Linked DNA regions of Homo sapiens: region 1 is linked to region 2. Evidence: chromatin loops called from intact Hi-C (ENCODE). Cell type or tissue: HCT116. All regions are shown on one strand. Each heading gives the region's core, and the rest is flanking DNA. Links, peaks and the distances in the headings are about the cores only.

Region 1 (11,200 bases), core at 1,995-9,994, 390 kb before region 2:
ACATACTTTGTTTCCTTTTGATACCTGTTCTTGAATCCAGCAGTATCAGGAGGATATTATATCATGACCACTGGCTTAAGAAATTCACCAAGAAAAAAATGCAACGTTATCAATTCTGAATTATGGTTATTTTTGAGGAAAGAAGTCCTAGCAAAAAATTACAGTGTAATAATAGATTTGTAAAGTGATATATTCTGTCCCATGTCATTGATATGTTACTAAAAATCTTATACAATCTAATTTTAAAAATTGAATCATTCTTACATGCTGAGTTCACATGCTATATAAAGGAATCTTCTTAAATAAATGAATCGAGTTATTAAGTATCTTGAAGTCATCATTTTTCATTCATTCATCTTACATACTGCCTTTAAATTCTCCAAAAATGTACACATGAATTTGGAGGGGATAAGGGTGAATTAAGGCATGGTCCTTATCCTTATCTCCTTAAGATAAGTTCTTATTTCCTTACAGGAGAGCTTGCCTTGTACACAGTGACCCCACAGCCCTATGTATGAGACTGTTTTCTAGCAGCAGTGTGAGTCCTAAAAACAGATCTCAGGAAGTGCCTTAATGACTTCCCAACATCACCAAAGAAGATGTCGGGAGAACACAGGGAAAAGTACAAACTGCAAAAAGTGGAGCGGATACAGATAGCTTTTAACAATCCTGTTTAGACACCCAAGGAAGTCTTAGCAGACATACAAACTCTGTCAGATCTGAGGATAGGAAGAGATTCATTCCAACTAAAAGTACTAAATTTGCAGAAAAGATGGCATTGGAGAATCAGGAGAGGGCTGCAGCAGGGCGTTCCACACTGATGAGAAGGCATACGTAACGGGGGTAGGAAAATGCTTGACGCAATATGGGATGGGAAAGAGCCCTAGGTGACTAGTTTCAATGAGGATAAATACTGGGGATTGAGTCAGCAGTGCTTCCCTAGAATGAGAATGCCACGCCAAGTAAGTTGGACTTGATTCTGCCGTCGTTCTTTGGAGAGGGTGAGTGAGGCCACCCTGACTAGAATTTAGAAAGGTAACAGACAGGACTAAGAGGGATCAAGGGGGCTGAGACAGGTGTGGACACGTAAATGCTGTGACTTCATTATGCCAGACAAGGGGTAATACATCCCTGAAACAAAACAAAACAAAACAAAACAAAACAAAACAAAACAAGGAATGTGTGGAGAAGAACTGATCTGAGAAAAAGTATAGAAATAGAATCAATAACACTCCGGAACTAGGTATGAGGGCTAAGGACGGAGAAGCAAGAAGAGCACAGGAGATGGACAGGGTGCTGGTGAAAAGAGCAGAGAGATGGTACACAGTGGCAGCCACGGTCTGGATAATAAAGACCCCACCAGATCTGTCCCCGTTGAGTTCGTGATGCTGTCAGGATGCCCAGAGACATGTGTGCAGAGCCAGGCTTGGTGTGTGCCACAGAGCGGCACTACTACAGTGTCAATGGAAATCATACCAGTGACAGCTGAAGACGTGACAGGGAGAAACATAGACAAGGGTGTAGGCACGTGAGAATCACAACAGGGACAAATGAACTCCCCAAAAGGTGGGGATCAGCAGTGAAGACACAGGAGAGCACTAGTGACCAAGGAAGAAGGGTGTCCTATAAGTCAAATGTGGACACATTTTCCTGATGGCCTCCAGATTTGGCAATTTTGTCACCTGAAAAGAATTTTCTTCAGTAGAGAGGGGCTGAAGCCCATTTTAAGGGGTTTAAGAGTAAGAATGAGGTAAAGAGATGGTAGAAGCCTTTGGCAGAACAGTTGTTCAAATATATTTTAAGAGATTTCCACTTCCAGCAATAAGAAGATACAGTAGTCCAGAATTAACTTCCTACTATAAGCAACTAGAAAACTAGTCAAAAATAGGAAACAACTATTTTCAGCAGGAACTGGGGACCAAGATGGCTAAGACTGTAACCCCTGAGAAAAGGAAAAAAAGAAGGGGTGCCCCACCATCACCTTGGCTTTCTGGGCACTGCAGTGCAGGGAGCAAAACCAAACCACACTGCAGCCACCCTGAGTTGAGGGGACAGAATTATGAATCTGGGAGGCTAAGGTGGTCAGCATCTTTAGACAGATGACCTGAGAGGAGAGAACTACACAGAGAAAGAGCTCCAGAAATCAGCACGGGCCCTCTTCAGTCTTTGATTCCCACCCTGGGCATGAGTAAGGGAAAATCCTATAAGCCCAGACAAGAACAACTTTTGTGAAAAGAATAAATACCAGGCGGCCGTAAGATGAACAACTGTGGGCACCCTGATAGTACCCACGCAGAGGAGGAGACTGCATGGACTGAATACCCAGGGTATTCAGTCAAGGAGGGCTACGCCTTGGAAATGGGGCTAAATTAGGCCTTAGAATGAAAGTTACTCTGCAACTGGTCTAAAAGCGATTAAAAGGTAATTTAAATATAAAAGATTAGCATGTAACTTAACTGCCTGCCAGGAAAGATCCAACACACACAAAATACAATGAAGCCAGGTGTGGTGGTGCATGCCTGTAGTCCCAGCTACTCAGGAGGCTGAGGTGGGAGGACTGCTGGAGCCCAAGAGTGTGAGGCTGCAGTGAGCCACCACACTCCAACTTGGGTATCAGAGCAAGAGCCTCCTTCCAAAGGAAAAAAAAAAATGAAACCCAAGCCCTCAGTAATACAAAATGTATAATGTCTGACATCTGATAAAAAATTATTAGACATAGAAAGGAAGAGGGAAATGTGGCCACAATCAGGAGAAAAATCAATCAATAGAAACAGACAGGATAGACATGGTGGTTCACACCTGTAATCCCAGCACTGTGGGAGGCCAAGGTGGGTGGATCACCTGAGGTCAGGAGTTCGAGACCAGCCTGGCCAACATGGTGAAACCTCATCTCTACTAAAAATACAAAAATTAGCCGGGCATGGTGGCAGACACCTGTAATGCCAGCTATTTAGGAGACTGAGGCAGGAGAATTGCTTGAACCTGGGAGGCGGAGGTTGCAATGAGCCAAGATCACGCCACTGCACTCCAGCCTGCGTGACACAGCGACTCTGAAAGAAACAAAACAAACAAAACAAAAAACACAAAAACAGACCCAGAAAGGACAGTGATGATAGAATCAGAGGAAAAAGAATTTTTAAAAAGATGCTTCAAATACATGCTAAAGAACATAAAGAAAAACAGGAACATAAAGAGGAGAGAAATGAAAGATACAAATATTTTGATGGTAACAAGGAGGCTTGGGATGGAATGAATACTTAATTCACTGATTAGATTGAAAGACAACTAATACTGGTTACATTGTTTCATTGCTAGACACAGAAATTGGTGGTATTCTGACTCAGAATGGTGTATACATTGGACCTTTTGTTAATAATCGGAAAAGTACGGTCATCTTCCTTTAAACCTTAACTGTTTAAGAAAAATGTTACAATTAAGTACTACTATACTCCCATTTTTTACGTTCAAGTATTACAACATCATTCAAAATAATGTGACCTGTGCTTTGTACTGATAAGTAACTGATTTACGGGAGTCCTACACATTTTTAGGCATCCCCAACCACACTAGGTACATTCCTTTCTAGATCATTTCACATACCAGTTGCCTACAGTTCTTTAATGCAACAAATTTCCAATGACTGATGAAAGATAATCTGCATTTTATCCCTTAAGATGGGTGTTTATATCACCAAGAGCTTGGAAAATGGATCAATTCAAGATAAAACATTTTGCTAACAACTTTCATGGTTCACTGGCAGAGAAAAGAAGGCTTATTAGCTTGGCACTCCAGATATGGCCTTGTCCATATGGTAAAAAAAAATACCAGATTTTTCAAAAGTCAATCAAACCATTCTGGCCTAGCTATTAAAATAAACAGCATGGTCAATAAAACTGGTGGTGTTATTTAAGTCCGTCTGTTATCTCCCAAAAGACTGGAAGAACATTACTATCAGAAATTGAATCTGTTTTTCTCTTTCAACCCCAATAGCTTCTAACACAGATCATGATGCATGGCAAGAACATATTCTCTAAATATAAAAATCAGGACACAGCTGACATATGGTCTAACAATAGGACAAAAAAATGGAAATACAGATGAATATAATGAGGCTCACAGAGGTCAGATAACTTGCCCAACATCCAAGTTAAGTGGCAGAGCCAGGATCTGAATCCAATGCCTCATGCTCTGTCTACAATAGCACCTCCCAGCACCAGCACACACCTGCACACACAGGTAGAAAAATGGCTGTGAAGCCGCAAAGGCAGGCTGAGATCACAAAGTTAAGGCCCAATGAAGAGACAGTCTATACTGAAAACTTCTTCCAGAATCCTGAAGATCATCATAAACAAAGAATAGTATTAAAATTCATACTCACACAAAGCAAGCCATGTTAACTCCAACACACACACACACAAAGTGTTAGAAAGCACTATCAATAAATATTCCAAAGGTAAGCAAAATGTGAAGAGCAGCCTTAGTTAACCGGGGATTGATAATTTTAAATGGTGGTTAAAATCTCTTAACACATAAGAGTTCTTTTAATTCTCCATCAGTAGATATTTATATTGGTGGCTCCTTAATTTTTTTTAGACTTGTGTTTGAAACAGAAATCTAGTGGTAAGGGAGACCAGCATTACGTTTCCTGGAAAGTATCAATAAGTTAATAAAAGGTCTAGTCCAATGAATATACTTACACTTCTGAATACATATACATCTACATCTACCAAATTTTTTCATTTCTAATTTTTAACAGTAGACATCTCATTATGTTGCCCAGGCTGGTCTCAAACTCCTGGCTTCAAGCAATCCTCCCACCTCAGCCTCCCAAAGTGCTGGGATTACAGGCATGAGCCAGCATGCTCAGCCTGCATTTACCAAGCTTTTAAGGACACAAATTTATTCCTTAACATTTAGGAATTTTTACTCGGCATCAAAACTGGCACAGCTAGTGAAAGTTAATAATATGCACTTCATACAAACCATTTAACATGGTTATAAAAGACAGACATGCAGCATTTCATAATCTGGAAGAAATGAAAAATACCTATTTACACATTTATCTATTTTCTTTTCTCATTGCCAGCATCAGCCAGTCAGAATTCCAGTCCGTGCTGGGTATATTTTTAAGTTTTAGATTAGCTACTCTCCCCCAAAAAACTAAGATATAACTGTGTTTAAAGACAGGTGCCTGGAATTTTGGCTTTTAAGAAGTTCCAACCATATGTCCCCCACCCTGTATGGTCTGTCTCTGGCTCTGATCTGATCATTCATATAAAGGCACAGTTTAAGAAGAAGAATGGCTCTTTTCTGCACAAGCATCCTATTAATCTGAGGGCCCATCTCTCAACTTCTCCGCATGAGAGCCATACTCCCTAGGTGGCAGCACAGATGCCTGGGATAGCAGTCACTACCTGAGTCCACCAGGCACGCTGCACATCCGAGGCCACATGCTAGGCTGCATCTAAAGCAACTAGAGAAATATTTTGAAAATAAGGTATATGCATGGATAGCAATCTCATCTGGTGAGCATGCCACACACGAGATGCTTTGTTCTTTCCAATTGATGGCATACTCTTAAGAATGTGGCCAAACTATGTACTTCCTGCCTGCTGCATACAATAAGTCCATCCTAATTCTTGGAACATATGAAATAGAAAATTTACACGTTATTATCAGCTGTTTAAAGAATTAAAGAAAACTGCTCCCCCTCCACACACACACAGCTTTCCACAGCCTAGAACTCTTAGCTTTAAGTACAGTTAAAAAAAGAAAAAAAAAGTTGGATCAATTAGCAGCCTTCTGAATGCTGGAAACATCTTAATAGTGTCTCAGAGATGAAAGAGCATAATACAGAACGAGAAAAAGAGAGAAAGTTAAATTATGTCTGCAGTCATAATGAATCAAAGCCCAGAAGGAGTCTGCAAATCAGCAGGTTCTAATGAAATATTAAGGTAAGTGATTATTGATGAAAAATGAATAAGGCTTTTTGATTTCAGCAACCTTTAAATCATACCTAGCTAATTAAAACAACTCAAATGCATTCATTTATTCCTTGACGGGCATTTAGCTACCCTTGGGTATACAGAGACTTCATTTTAGGAGATATGTATGTAGTTGACCCAGGTAAGTGGAAAAAATGTGCCAGAAACAGACATACTCAGTAATAAAAGAAAAAAAAGTAAGCCCCTTTTCAGATTTTGTTTATCATTTCCAAGCTGGAAATAAAAAAAAAAAAATCACTCAAGATGTTTCCTGTTTACCATAAAGCAAACATCAATAATAGTACACTACATATTTATTAACATAGAACTTATTTTAATTATCATATAATGATACAAGGCATTTATAATACTAATATTATGCAATTCTATGGCAGATTTTATTTAAATATATCATACAGCTATTGAAGACGGCCTTATCATTCCCCTCCACACTTCCAGGAGGAAAGCAGTTCTCTCTTAAGAGTGAGAATTACCCAGGTTGCATCACAAGCTCTGAGAGAATCTGACTCCAGGCCTGAGGCCTGCACGATCTTCAATCACATCCTCTAATATCATAAACCTCTTTCACCTTAGTCTCCTGTTATGGAAATTAATCTTTAGCTATTCAAGTGAAATACTATACCAAATTACTAAAGATTAAGACGCTTCCTAATTACAGAAATTAATCAAATGTCCATAACCATGCCCATTTTAGCAGCAGTATGTAAGGTAAAGAGGTACAGACATCAGTTGTATCATGAAATACAAAGGTGACAAATCTAACTTAAGTGGTGTTTACACATAAAAGATGCTAAAAATAAGATACAGAATCCAATATCATACCCATGCAAAAACAATCTCTGTGGCAAACCTTTTAGCTTTGAAATGCCCTTAGAACTCAAGAACAAAGACGACGGTGATGGTAGTGGTGGCATCATACGAACAATAGCAACTAACATTTATGGGACTGCTCTGTGTGCCAGGCAGTGTTCAAAGTGCCTTACATGTAGTCATTCATGTCATGCTCACAAAAAAACCCCAGTGAGGTAAGTGTTATTATCCCCGTTTTGCAGATACAAGAAGTAAGGCACAGAAGGTTAAATGGCAGAGCTGGGATGTGAACTTAAGCTGGCTTCAGAGCCTGTGCTCTTAAAAATACCTACATCACATCTTACCTTATCATCTTATGGTATGGTGTTGTATCAAATCCTCTTTTGCTCTTCCCCCTCTCTCTCTCTCTCAAAACTATACAAGTTCTAAGAAACCTACAAGAATTATAAGTTTAACATACAATAAGCAAAAGGGACTTTAACACTTAAAATGTTTAACTGCATTTTGCTGACAGAAACTCCAGGTTTCTTTTCTAAAAACAGGCTCTCTCTGCTCCTACACAGCTTACAGTCTTATCACACATACATCCCATAAACTGTCTTTGCTGTGCTGATGAGGAGTTTGGTTTATCCATTCCTTAATTTATTGAACATATTTGAATGTCTGTGTGGTAGAACTTGGAATACAGCAGTGAATGAAACAGACAACAGACAACACCCCCTGCCCCGCTCCAAAATGCAACTTCATTCTAGTTGGAGGAGACGGATGATAACATTTTTAAAGTGCATTTATGCCGCATCATAATGCCATAAGGACTAGCAAGAAAAAGAAGGCAGGGAAGGGAGTCAGGGTGTGCTGGGGAGGGGGAGGGGAGAGCTGCACTTTTAAATTACCTGCGTGTGGTCACGTCAACTAACACCAGTCACTGCGTGGTGGTGCTGCCTGCCTGCCCCCAGCTGCTGTGCTTTGGGGACAGAGCCAGGCCCCTCAGAGGCAGCTGAGGTCCCTACAGGTGTGTGCTCCTGAGAGTGTGACATTCCATGCAGAAGCACCTCTGACTCACTCCCTCCTAAGGACTGAGGCTCCTGTGACGTCCCAGAATTTGCCTGGGCTGCCAACCAACTTGTTATCTCCTCGTCCTTCCTCTCCCTTCCCCGTTGCTCTCCTTGGAAGCCACACAGGCAAACTTAACCCTGATGGCCATGGGCAAGCGCTGGCAGAGTCCAGAGAGGGGTCAGGAGAGACAGTTAATGGAAAAGGGTGCTTCCTGTCTGCACACACCTGTCTCTACAGTGATCTGAAAGGGAAATGGCAGCGGCCCTTGCTGATCTGTGTCTCAGCCCTGGATCATCCCGACACAGTGGAGTTTATCACCAGTGCCTGCATGAAGCATCATTGTTTATTTTACTATTATTCTGAGAACACAACTTCTGTGAATATATATGTTTATGTGTGTGTATATATATAACTTTATATATATGTGTATGTGTGTATGTATGTCTATATATATATATATGCATAGTCATTTGTTACACATTTTCAAGAACGGACTAGATATAAAAGTGGGGAAATGGTGCTCTCATGCCCTTGCTGTAAAGGAAATCATAGTGAACGATCAGAAAACCACCTGCACTTTTAAAAATCAACTGACATACTGTTTCAGTTATAAATGGGTAGGATGTAGGAAACTGTGAACCTGTTGGTCTGCAACAGTGTTCAGCAAGGATAACGCTATATTTACATCCAGTTTGCCTTGATCTGGTATAAAAGCTGGAAATCTTATTAAAAAACCAAGACAATTCAAAGATGTGCTGGTCTTTACAAGAAACTGTGGGAGTAGGTTTTAGATTTGTCTGTTACAAAGAGAGACTAATGGAACTCTCCCAGATGCAAATAAAATTCCTTACAAATAAATATCAGAAGGAAGGTGTGGACTCAATCATTACTTTACGACATTTGTCTGTGTATCTGAAATGGCCTAGTAAAGTAGTTTGTGTCAAGTAGGTGCGCAACAGATACTGTCCTTGACTCACATTAGTTCTTTAACCCCTCATGCTCCAGCAAAGCCTACAGGCCCTAGCAATACTGTAAATCATGTGTCATTCACAGTCATGAATGGCCAAACCAAGAATGTTAAATTCTTCAAATGCTTAAAACTATATTAAAGACATTGATATTCTGACAGACCTACTCTGGAACTGATCCATACAGTCACAATCACCACCCACAGTGATGAGCCACGGTACCTGAGGCCTAGAAGCCATCTGGTTGCTACCTTGGAGGGTCTGCAGCATCTCTTCATGGCCTGGCTCTCCCTCATTATCCCGCAGGTCTTAAGGCCTCAGCTACCTGAGGTTTCAGGACACCATGAGTGTAGAGGCTAAGCAATCCTTAATTGCTGAAATATCATAGAAAGTTTCAAAGAATCAGACGACCACTCAGAGAAGACACAGCTGTCTGCCAGTGGCTTTTCAGGGCAAGAGGTATCTAGGAACTTTCACAGTAAAGTGTTCATCATATTTAATATTTACCAGGAAGATATAAATCCAGTACCTTAACTAGGTCCCCTGTCTGTCAAAACTAGGTCAGCATGTTGTCACTCATAAGTGGGACCTTAATAATGTGGACACACAGAAGCAGAGTGTGGTATGACGGGCAGCAGAGACTTGGAAGCGTGGGAGTGGGAGGGGGCTGGATGATGAGAAGTTACTCGGTGGGTACAGCACGCACATTGCTCCAGTGATGGGTGCACTGAAGGCCCTGACTTCCCACAATATAATATACCAATGTAGCAACACTGCACTTGTACCTGATGAATACAAACAAACTAAAAAAATTTTAAGGCCGGGAGTGGTGGCTCACTCCTATAATTCCAGCACTTTGGGAGGCCAAGGCGGGTGGATCACAAGATCAGGCGTTCGAGACCAGCCTGGCCAACATGGCGAAACCCTATCTCTACTAAAAATACAAAAATTAGCTGGGCATGGTGGCACGTGCTGTAGTCCCAGCTACTCAGGAGGCTGAGGCAGAAGAATGGCGTGAACCCAGGAGGCAGAGCTTGCAGTGAGCCGAGATCGCACCACTGCACTCCAGCCTGGGCGACAGAGCAAGACTCTGTCTCAAAAACAAAAACAAAAACAAAAACAAAAACAAACAAAAAAATTAAGATAAAGTTACATTTGTTATAACATCTATGATCTCTCTTTTTGTCATTGTAATTGTGTAATCAACATTTAAAAATAGTGATGAAAGGTGAGTATTAACATCTAGGTAGGTAAACGTGTGTGTGTGTGTGTGTGTGTGTGTGTGTGTGTGTGTGTGTATAAAAATTTAGCTCTTTCCCATTTAGGAATTCAGGATGCAGCTCAAGCACATCACCCCTTAGAAGCCCATCCTTCCTCAACCTGAGTCAGTCTCCTTAGCATCCTATTTAATTCTTATCACTCTGTACACAATGTATTGAGTGTGGTCTGCTATGTGATACCAGGTGGGGTGACCCTGAGGGGTGAATAGGTCTTATTCATTTCCATCCCTACCACAGGCACCTACCACAATTCTTGGCCCACAGTCAAATTGTGGGGAAGTGAGTAATCAGTCACAAAGGCTGCCAGATACACTGACAGACAGATGTGTACAAGAACTCTGGGCTTGTGCAAAGACTTTAAACCCTTGACTATTTCACAGGGCTGAAACATACAGACCAAAGGAAAGAAGGAAATAGAAGGAAAAGAATAACTAGAAGTCTGTAACCTCAATCAGCTTTAGTTTTTGTTACAAAGCAGGTATTTTTTAAATTATGCTAATAGCTTGCAAAACCCCCAAAACCCTCCCCCACAAATTCTGTTGCAACCAAATTCTAATAATTTACGATTTAAATCATTTTTTAGATCTCCCTCCTTTCTGCCACAGACCACACAGTGACTTTGTGAAATACAGAGAAAACCCTCATTCCTCAAGACACTTGGCTGCCAACTGCCAGAAAAAAAATCACCGGAAGTGTTCCAATCCACGCTATAGTTTTATAGCACCCCTTGGAGTTGTATTGTCTGTACCTTGCTCAACTGGTCCTCTACAACCTCAGCACACCCCAATTCCATTTGCATCCTGCCCTTCCCTTCTTTAAAAATCCTAGGTAATAATAGAATTAAAAACAAACTTGGAGTTAAATTTTTATTTTACCACTGCACTGCCTTCTAAGTACCTGATACAGGTTCAGTGTATTATATAACTTTCAGAAGACTAAAAAATTACTGCTTTTCAAACTTTCTGCCTGGTAATGAATGACCTGTTAAGTAATCAAAGCAGAGGCCAGAGAAAAGAGGAAAAAGATATCTGTTAGGTGGTTGTCATGCAGATTTATCTGGAGGGAACTGTTTCCAGGTCAT
Region 2 (11,200 bases), core at 1,017-9,016:
ACACCATGTAACAGAGCTCCAAAAAAAAGAATAAGAAATAAATCAAACCTATGCCTCCTATGTAACCCAGGCTTTGTGCCCTTTGGTTACGATCTCCCCAACCCCCCTCCCAACCGCTAACCTCCCAACCTCTAACCCCCATTCCTCTTTGCTTCTGTGAGTTTAATGGTTTCAGATTCTGCGTATCCGTGAAAACAGGCAGTATTTGTCTTTCTGTGTTTGGCTTATTTCACCTAACACAATGTTCTCTAGTTCCATACACGTTGTCACAGATGACAGAAGTTCTTCCTGTTTTATGACTGACTAGTACTGCACTGTGTATACAGACCATTTATCCATCCGTCCAACGTAGGCTGGTGCCGTATCTTAGCTACAGTGAACGGCGCTGCAACAAACACGGGTGTGGAGACATCTCTTCGACATATTGATTTCAAATCTTTCAGGTAAACACCCAGAAGTAGGATTGCTGGACCATATGGTAAGTTCTATTTTTAGGTTTTTGAAGAACTTCCATGCTGTTTTCCATAATGTCTGTATTAATTTACATTCCCACCAACAGTGTATGAGGGTTCCTTTTTCTCCACATCCTCACAATACTGGTCATTTTGTGGGGTCTTCTGGATAACAGCTATTCTAACAAGAGGGAGGTGACATTTCACTGTGGCTTCACTTTTCCTTTCTCTAGTTTTGAGAGTTTTAAGTAGAAGGCCATTAGCGTCCATTTTAACCCCTATTCCATACTCAACTACATTGACCTGTCTAGTTCCAGCCTGAGTCCTCTGACCTGTCCCTTTCTTATTCAAAAGGTAATCAGTAACAGACCCAGGAAGCTACACAATGGCAGGAATAGATGACACTAGAAGATGAAACTCCTTCCTAAAGGAAGCAGAACTGGAAGAGCACTATTTGGGGAGAACCCTGGGAATAGATCCAAGGCGGCTTGTTTGGAAACCCAGAAAAAATAGGGGAGTTGTGAGAAATTATCCCCTAATTACTAAGGAGCTGTTAACAGATGAAGTCAATCTACATTTGCTGATGCGGAAACTTATCCAAGATATACTGGCAGAACAGTACGTATAGCGGGAAACCATTTGTGCGTGTGGGTGTGCTTAAAATGCTCATATATGTGCAGAAAATTTCTGGAAGGATGCGGGAAAAAAAAGATAATGTTTTCCCTCCAGGGGAGGGAAGGAATGTGGTATTCAGGACATTTTTATTTATTTTCCAGTTTACACACTTCTCCATTTTCTTTCCCATTAGCATGTACTACTGCTGTTATAACTAAACAAGAAATACTCAGGCTTTAAATAAACAGAAGAAACTGAAAGCAGGATAGGTACAAGGTTTTAAAGAATTGTTCCATTCAATAAGAAGGAAAGAAACAAAAACAGGGCAAAAAATGCTCTTACATGCACAAAGAAACAACTGAAAACAAAAGTACCTTCAAATGAAACATGGAGACAGCTTTGGCTTTTTGCTGAGACCCTAAACTTGGTGCTTTCAAATGTATTACGGGCAGAATGAAAGCTGCAAAGTACCATTTCCAGAACTGGGAGCTTTTTCAGTTTGTTGGGTGATTTCTAGTTAAGATTGAAGCTGGAGTGCTGGGAACAAAAGGCATCAAAAAGCAAACAGGGGGAATCTGAACATGAATGAGGTGAGGGGACAGCCATGATGGCATCACCACAGGCGAAGCAGGAGTCCAGGGCACAGTGGTGCTTCATGTCTAGCGTCCACCTGAAGAATGGCGGCCTACACTGGGTCCCCAAATAGTCACTGTGTTTCAGAGCACACCCAGATGGCATCACGATGGCTCCACTGAAAACACTGCTCAAAACCGGAGATTCACTTCTAACATGAGGTTATAGAAAAATACATATTTAAGACATTTTCAAAGGAGGAGGAGAACTGGAGAAATGCAGCGACGTGTTCAAGCTCCATGGATGAATTCAAGGCTTCTCCCCATGGGTGCTCTCAGCCCACCATGTTGCCGGTCTTCTGATTCTATTTGCAGATAAATGCTAAAGGCATAGGATTTCAAATAGGGGTAGCCAGAAAGTATTGGGCAATAAGTCAGCTTGTGGTTACCTGTCTGAGCGAGAGATGCCAGGCATAAGGCTGAGGGCTTGGGCCCTAGAGCCAGAGAGTGTGCATTTGGGGCTCAGCTCCTTTTCCCCACATGGGAAAGTTTCTTAACTTTCCTGCCTATCCTGAGGGACCACAGGGGTACGACAATGACGGTAGTGGTAAGGGGTCTCAATGTGACAGGGTTGCTACAGAACTAAGGGAGATAGTAAAGCACTCAGAACAGCACCCAGTACGACTCAAATTTATATGCCTATGACTCTGAACACACCAACCAAGTCTGCTAAATGGTCCATTCCTTGAGGTTGGTCAACTGGTATGTAGAAAACACTCGATGAGATACTTGTTTTAGTTTTTCTTCTTTGCTATTCATTCAATCTTAAAGGATGATGTAGGAAGAGAAAAGAACAAGTGAGCACCTACCGGTATGTCCCAGAACTGAGCTGGACTTCTATAAATACAGTAGAACTTTCTCCTCACATTTGCTGTGTGAGTTGATATTACCCAGATTAATAGACAAAGTCTGGGAAGGTTCTGGAACTACTTAAGGTTGTAAAGCTGACAGTGTGTGGGCAGACTGGGTCTTTAATCCCAGGTCAATGAGAACAGAGCCTGGACACCTCCCACCCCATATTCCCTCCACAGAATTTTTTTTTACGCAAGGATAACTTTTCTTAAGTAACTTTTCTTCTATTAAAAAAAAAAGAAGAAGAAGAAAGAAAGAAAGAAGAAAGGAAGGAAGAAGGAAGGAAGGAAGAAGGAAGAAGGAAGGAAGACGGAAGGAAGAAGGAAGAAGAAGAAGCCAAAACTCTTCAACGGTTTTTCATCCCTTGCCTGAAGGATAGATTTACGCATTTGCATGTGCCCAGGGCCCTCATCAGTTTAAACCAAACCAGGGCCAGCACTCCCTGTACACCTGCAGACAAACCCTCCCCTGCAATCCACGGAGACCCACCCTGTTTCCACCCTCTTCTTCCCAAATCTCTACTTTCCCTCTGTCATCCAAACCCACACTGCTGCCTCCTCCATCCGGGCTCGGGGCTAACACCCCTTTGCTCGCTGGCCCTTCTGAGGCCAGACACTCTCTGGCGTTAATTCACTGGGTGCCCCCTGTCCAGTCCCTCCACCCCACCACAAAGGCCGCTGGCGAGAGGCTTTGGAAGCACAGGACACATGAACCCAGACAGTTACCGCACAGGTGCTTCTGCGGGGTGGAGGCATGGAAAACGAAAATCACACTGCACCTAAGTCACCTCACGAAGAGTCAAAGTAACCATGATGCTTACGATGGTGTGCTAGTTCCCGTCAAGCCTAATGTTGTCACCCAATTAGAATAAATTGATTTCCTTCATAATGGGCTCTGTCTCCACGTTAATTTGACTGCATGCGCTCTAGGGGAGGATTCATGCCTGGAGAAAAGGTGGGGCAGGGCGAGGAGGCCCACAGGAAAGACCCGATGCCGTGACGGGCAGCAGGAGGGTGCACAGCTGCACACGACAGCAATGCACGGCTTATAAAAAATAAGCACGAAACAGGAAAACCAAGAAGGGCAAAGGAATTGTGCAGTTCCTCCTAGCATCAAAACCTTTTAGGCAAATGCCTACCGAGTCTTATCCATTCACAGCTCTGTTACGGAGCAAGAAAGTTGAGAATAAGGCATGAACTTAAAAGAAAGGAACTTAAAATCAAGATGACTGCCTGAGACATGTTGCACAACTGATATAAAAACAAATCTGAAAGTACAATTATACCCTATTGCAAGGATTTAAATAGTTAAGTGGTCCGGTTTAGTGCCTGCTTTATTTCCAGAAATCAATAAGTAAAATAAACCTGTTAGCCAGGACTCCATCAGGTGCTATGAGCCCAGTTTTGTGCAAGATGGATAAAATAATCCATGTGCCTTTATTTGCAAGTATTTTCCATTCTTTTCAAAAACAACGACAAAGCCAGCATGCAAGCTTTTTCCCAACTAACTCCTCTTATTTCCACACCTCATAACTATTCAAGGGATGAAAGAAAAAAGACTCCTTATCAAAGGCCTGCCACATATTTTGAATGTTGTACAATGAGAAACGTCCATTAACGTGAGAGCTCACCCCCATCCACAAGTGTTAGTTTTAATTACAAGTGATCCTGTGTATCAGGCCCTGCTGGAGAGACCAGTCGCAGAGGCTCCGAGAATTTCCCGGATCGTGCATTTGAATTCACTACAATGCTTTGTCACTGGGGGTTTCAGCGTTCAGTAATAATGTGCTTTGTTCTCAAAAATGCCCCCCACACCTGCCAACTGAAAAGAAAGCCAAGGAGACCCTTGCAGGCTGGTGTGCAATCACGCTGCCCCCCAGTGGGCACTGCCGGTACAGCAGCCCTAAAGAAGGGCAGAGCAAATGGGGAATCAGCACCTCTGCATCAGGCCGGCAGTTTGGAAAGCACCTGTCATCAGTGAGTTGAAGGAGCAAGAGAAACAAAAACAGAAGTGAACCTAAGAGAAAAACCAAGTGATCTCTTCTACAACTTCCATGCACATCAAATAATTAAGTTTGCAGGCGTGAAATATATTCAAAAGCCAGGTATACAAGCATGTTTACACAGTACTTAAAACTTTTACATAGGAAAAGCTGAGGCAAAAACAACTCTGTATCTGCAAGTGTACACATAAACAAGACACACGGACTGTGCACCCGCCATTCTTACAGTGGAGAAAACTGACAATTCAGTCCACAGAATATAATGGCTGTGATAGTCTGGTAGACAAAAGAATAACCAAAAGATAATTTGGACATTGTGGAGAGTGGACTAAAGGAGGCTGTGTGATTCTCCACTTCAAATGCAATCATTTCCCAGGATTCACAGCAAGGAAAGAAATACCTGAGATTTCAGAAAAATTAAAAATTCACAGTAAGTCATGAAGCCACCAATAAGAAACTGCCATGCTTTCTTCTTGGTTACACATCAAAAATTAAACATTTTCCCCTAAATTCCTAAGTACTGAGATTTCCTTTATATAACTCAAATTCAAGGAGGAGAGGCAAAGTAGGGATCCAGCCATGTGTCAGTAACAGTCCCCAATTAGCTAAACCATGCTAAGTAGCTAACTGCAAAATGTTCAGTACATCTAGGTAGCAGGAAACAGCAATATCTTCTGTGACACCTTACAAATGCTATTATGACACCTATGATAACTTTCATGACAACATTCTAAAATAAAATGTAACTATTTCCACATCACACTCAGACCCATTTCCTCTGGGAAGTGCAGGCGCAGGCTCACTCAGCTGCCAGCAAGGATGCTCACTCACAAACTGGCAGTGCCCTCTGCTGGACAGTCCATGAATCACACCCAAACAAGAAAAGTACTGCTTTCCATTTCTGGGTATTTTGAAATAAAAATACCACAAAACAGCTCAACTATTTATCCTTAATATAGTCCCTTCAACCTGTCTGGCAAAACCACGTAAAAATCTTATGCTTTCAGCAGGCTTGCTCTGATGTGTAAATCAGTTCTAAATTGAGTTCAATCCTCCACAAACATTCTTTGTCTTTGTTACTATATACGTATGATTTATAGTTCTCTCTCTGGGGAAATAAAATTAAGTTCTTTCACAATTCTTAGAAGAGAAATATGAAATACGGCTCTATGAAGTTATTTCAAAGATGACTTCTAACTAGGCCTAGGATCCTCATGCCATTAGCATAATGTCTAAAATTTCCTCTGTTCTCAAATTCATTCTAATCTATGAAAGAAGATATGAGTAGGCATGAAGATGTATAAAGATGATACCAAATTACACCTGGGTGCAGTGGCTCACACCTGTAATCCCAGCACTTTGGGAGGCCTAGGCAGATGGATCACCTGAGGTCAGGAGTTCAAGACCAGCCTGACCAACATGGTGAAACCCCATCTCTACTAAAAATACAAAAATTAGCCAGGCATGGTGGCACGTGACTGTAATCCCAGCTACTCGGGAGGCTGAGGTAGGAGAATCCCTTGAACACAGGAGGCAAAGGTTGCTGTGAGCAAAAGAGCAAGACTCTGTCTCAAAAAAATAAAAATAAAAGTAAAAAAAAAATAAAATACATAGGAAAACACAAGGAAAAAAAACACGTTTTTAAACAAACAGGAATGAAGCATTTCATGCCCTAGGGCACATCCCCGTTAGTGTGGTGGAGGATGAGAATCAAATCTCAGCTTTACCACTCACTAATGGTCTTGAGGCTCACATCTTATTAAATTACAAAACACGGAAAACAGACTGGGCACTGTACCTCACACCTCTAATGCCACCACTTTGCGAGGCCAAAGCAGGAGGACTGCTAGAGGCCAGGAGCTCAAGACCAGCCCGGGCAACAGAGCAATACCCCATTTCTACAAAACATTTAAAGAATAAAAAATTAGCTGGTGGTACATGCTTGTACCTGTAGTCCCAGCTACTTGGGAGGCTGAGGTGGGAGAACTGCTTGAGGCCAGGAGATCAAGGCTGCAGTGAGCTATAATTGCAACACTGCACTCCAGCCTCGGTAACAGAGTAAGACACACACACACACACACACCACACACACACAGTAAAAGAGCAGATACCTCGCAGAGTGTTATGAGAATCCATTTATGTGAAGCACCTAGCACATGGGTTATATTCATTAAACACCATGTTACATACAAACATAGATAAAAGACAGACATGCCCTTAATTTCTCTCCATAAAACCTCCCAAGATTCTATATTCAGAACAGAAGAAAATACCAATCCCTCTGACTAGCAGTCTCAGTCTTCCTCTTGTACAACTGAAGAAAGAACAAGCGAGGCTACAGCAATGAGGGTGGAGTGCACCATGACACAGTGAGGCCCACAGCAACTGCACAGCACACCTGCCCCATCCCTGGGCCTGGAGGCTGCAGGCGTGAATCCTACAAGAGCAAAGGGTCTGGGCACCCTGAAACGTTCTTTAAAAGATTCTAATACTCAGTGAAGCTGGAACTGAAAATCATATGCACCTTTTAAAAGGCATTTTTGGCTGGGCACCGTGGCTCACACCTGTAATACCAGTACTTTGGGAGGCCAAGGCAGGCAGATCACCTGAGGTCAGGAGTTTGAAATCAGCCTGTCTAACATGGTGAAACCCTGTCTCTACTAAAAATACAAAAATTAGCTGGGCGTGGTGGCATGCACCTATAGTCCCAGCTACTCAGGGGGCCTGTCTAACATGGTGAAACCCTCTCTATACTAAAAATACAAAAATTAGCTGGGCATGGTGGCATGCGCCTATAGTCCCAGCTACTCAGGGGGCTGAAGCACGAGTTTGCTTGAAACCGGGAGGTGGAGGCTGTGGTGAGCCAAGAAAGCGCCACTGTACTCCAGCTTGGACAACAGAGTGAGACTCCATCTCAAAAAAAAAAAAAAAAAAAAAAAAAAAAGCACTTTTAGGGAACACAATTTGACAACACCTATCCAAACTTTAAATGCACACTCCCTTTTACCCAGCAATGCCATTGCCAGCTATATATTCTGTGGGATGTATTCAAACAAATTCACTGCAGTATTGTGTTTTATGGGGGAAAAAAGGGACAGGGAGGGAGGGAATGTGATATATTAATAAACATGTAATAATTTTCATCAAAAAAGGGTGGAATGAGTTTAGCATGTGCTCATCAAGAAATAAATCCAAATTATAAACTAAATTTTCAAAGGAAAATTTCAGAAGAGTATACCTTAGTAGATTTGTTTAAACATTTACAATTTCCAGAACAATATACACACAAAAGTATTTGTGATTAATTCTGGGGAGTTAGGTGGGGGAGGAGATGAAAGGCACTTCCAGTTTCTTCCCTACAGCTTTCTATGATGTGACCTCCTTACCACGAACACACTTTATTTTATAATTAAAAGAACTCCGATAATGAACTCTTACTTGAATTAAACACACACCCAAGGAGGCCAACAAGGAAATCACAGAGGCCAAAAATGTAAGCCAATTAAAATTAACCAGGTTCTCCCTCCCGGCACCTGCCCGCACCCTGAGCTGCCGGGGAAGCCTGGAGGAGGGACTGGGGCTTGGCCTATCTTTGCTTCTTCAGCAGAAAGGCACAGTCCTACCTGGGCTAACGTCTGCAATGGCGGAACCTGAAAGTATTTGAGCCCTGCATTCTGGTCTTTGACTGAACAGTGGTCTTTACTGGAAGATTACATACTAGTAAAAGGCACTGCATGAAAAATCTCAGGGCCTGGAGGAAGCCTTGGCGTGTAAGAAACAGGAGGCCATTCTGCACACAGCCCCAGCCCACCCAAGTCCTCATGGCCCAGCACCCCCTCACCGATGGCCTCCGCAGGGGAGGCAACATAGTTCTCCACATGGCGGAGCACCACGCATGGCTGGGTGAGCTGTGCCGCAGTTCATCAGTCCTGAGCCTGCCCCCATTCGTGAAATGGGCTGATGACCCACTGGCTGGGAGGCATGCGCCTCGTGGGAACAGCTCAGTAGGTGGTGGCTGACAGACCATGGAACCCTGTCCTGCACGTGAAATACAGGTGCATGAGGCATCCAGAAGGGAGCGTGGAGGAGGGCACAAGGGTGGAGGTGGCAGAGGAGAAGAGGCACGGAGCCTCCCCACCAGCTGTGCTTGACTAGAAACTCCCAGGCTGTAAACAAGACTAAATGGTAATGAACACCTAAGGTCCCAGGGCCGAGGGGTAGCACTGGGACACTGCCCAGAGCCCACCGGGGGCACATCACCCCTGCGGGCAGTATCCACTCACCTGGGGCCCCTCGCCCTGTAAGCACGGCCCCTGTCCACCCTGGGCCCATACCTGGGTACATGGGATCCCCGCCCACCCAAGGCTCATGGCCCCCATGCACACAGTCCCTGCCTTCCTGAGCCTCCTGCCCTGCCTCGCACCCTCTGTCATCCCTTGCTGCTTCTGTACTCTCCACCTCCCTCTCTCCACTCAATCCTTCCAACTACCACGTCAAAGGGCCCAGCTGTCATGAATCTTTCTAAAAACATTCTTTTGCTTTCTACACCCTCTCAAATGAAAGCCCGCCCTTGACCCTCCTCTTCCTTGATCCACCCAGCCCCATCTGGCCCTGCCTCTCACGGCCTTCCACTCACTCTGCCCCACACCCTGGCTCTGCCTCACCAGCCTGCTCTTCCTGAGACCCTGAGTCACTCCACCTGGCGGAGAACTTCCAGGTCCATTTCTCCTCCCCAGGCCTCTCCTAAGCCCCTAGTTTGATTACCTGCACAAACTGCAATTTGAATGCCACATGGCACCCCCACTCGGCATGCCCCAAATTTGCTAAGTGACTGCCCAAATGTCTTCCCTTCTCTGTGGTACCCATGATAAACCCTGAGGACAGCTACCTAGACGGCCCCCTCCCCATGACCCCCACGAGAGCCCTTCCAATCCACCTCCCTAAATAGCATCTCTCAAATCTGGCCACTTTGCCCTCTTTCCACTGCTGGTCAGAGCTACCCACACCTCCTGCCTAGACTACAGGGCCTCTTACCTGGCTCCATCACCTACAGTGCAGCCAGATGACCTTATTAACGCTCAAGCCTGATCACTCTCCAGCAGACCCCCAGCTCTGTGGCTTCCCATTGCCCTGATAACTGACTGGGAAACCTTCATATGCCCAGAAGGGCCTTTGCTGAAATGCTCCCCCATCAGAGAAAGTGGACTTGGCCTAAGACCCTACTGCACACATCCAGTGTTCTATCCTGCCCTGTGGACTCCGTCACACTGATCTCCACCTGAGGCGGCACCATCAATCCCCCCACAACATAAAAATCACAAGCACAGAAGGCAGCTTGCTCGGGAACCTGGAATCGGCTGGGTCCTGCAGTCACTCAGCGTCTGCTGGCTGGAGGGACAGAAGGCCCCACGGCTCTCACTGGCTCACCTGGAGCCCCCTCGTCTTGTGTCTAACTCTCCCTTTATGTGTTCTGTGGTACAACTTCAGCTCCTAACTGTGCGTCCTCATTGCCTCAAGTTTACAGTGTGAGTGCCATCAGGGCAGGGCCTCTGTGTCCTCTGCCTCATGTCTCCAGCCATAGCACATGAACAGAACCAGCTCAGCAAACCTCTGTCCAGTGAAAGTCAGTCTACATGCATTACAATAGTGCCTCTATGGCCAAAATACATCAAAGCATCAATTACTCACAGAAACATAAAACGAATAATAGAACAGGCATCAAGGCCTTCTGTAATTGTTAGTGCTTTGTTATGTATAAATATATTACCATAGAGAATTCCTTTAATTCAGAGCATTACACTTTAAAACAGCATCACTTCTCATGTAAATCTAAAATAAAATTATAGGTCAGGTGTGGCGGCTCACACCTATAATCAGTCTGAGAGGTACAACTGGGGAGGATCACCTGAGACCAGGAGTTAAAGGTTGGCCTGGGCAACATAGTGAGACTCCATCTCTACCAAAAAATTAGAAAATTAACTGGGCATGGTGGTGCGCACCTGTAGTCCCAGCTACTTGGGAGGCTGAGGTGGGAGGCTTGCTTGAGCCCAGCAGGTGGAGGCTGCACTGAGCTATGATTGCACCACTGCACTCTACCCTGGGCAACAGAGCGAGACCCTGTCTCCAAGTAAACAAATAAAAATAAAGAGAATTACAAAACACACAAGAGTGGAAGACTCCATGGAGGGATGTGTATGTGCCTTCGTGTGCACACATGTGTATGCGTGTGTTTTTCAGATTTTTAATTTACTGCTTGCATAAATTTTTTAGGCTGCAAAATACTACAAAACTGTCCACTGTGACTGGATACTGAACTCTGAAACCAATACAACACAGAAGAGACTAGAAACAAAATTCAAAACTATTTATCCCTGCCTGCCCTTTGGGGCTTCTAGAGTCAAATCTGCCAGCAACACATCTTAGTGCCTAAGACTGCAGCCCAGGGGAGACATCTGCCCTGCAGCTGAAAACTGATAAAACATAGAGAGGGACCCAAAGGACACAAAGTCTTTACCCAGCTCAGTGGGACTTTTCTAAGCTTAATATTTTAAAACTGCTTCATACAAGCAGCAGCTAAATCCCAAGGGCCAGCCCCACGCTCCGACAGTTCTCTGAAATGCTATGACATTAAGTGCAGGCTTATTCTC

Evidence for each region. A loop is a pair of places that touch in the nucleus more often than their neighbours do. Peaks named below come from ENCODE experiments on the same cell type or tissue, not always from the same donor. Only the 100,000 strongest peaks of a DNase experiment are listed, where the experiment ranks them.
Region 1: a loop joins it to region 2, with 4 times the contacts of the local background. A loop is called at or near these places in 5 of 110 quality-filtered maps.

What each region holds. Positions count from the first base shown.
Region 1 is chr10:34,244,443-34,255,642 of GRCh38, forward strand. All of the region lies in intron 22 of PARD3 (par-3 family cell polarity regulator), which reads right to left. Among named protein-coding and RNA genes, the nearest start is that of LINC02629, 350 kb to the left of the region's middle. In HCT116, for the core only: a CTCF peak has its summit at 5,410; DNase peaks (open chromatin) are centred at 5,422 and 7,889.
Region 2 is chr10:34,633,240-34,644,439 of GRCh38, forward strand. The region is part of intron 2 of PARD3 (par-3 family cell polarity regulator); the gene reads right to left. Among named protein-coding and RNA genes, the nearest start is that of PARD3, 180 kb to the right of the region's middle. RefSeq lists a silencer at 4,282-4,576. In HCT116, for the core only: CTCF peaks have their summits at 4,431 (motif pointing left) and 5,401 (motif pointing left); DNase peaks (open chromatin) are centred at 4,432 and 5,402.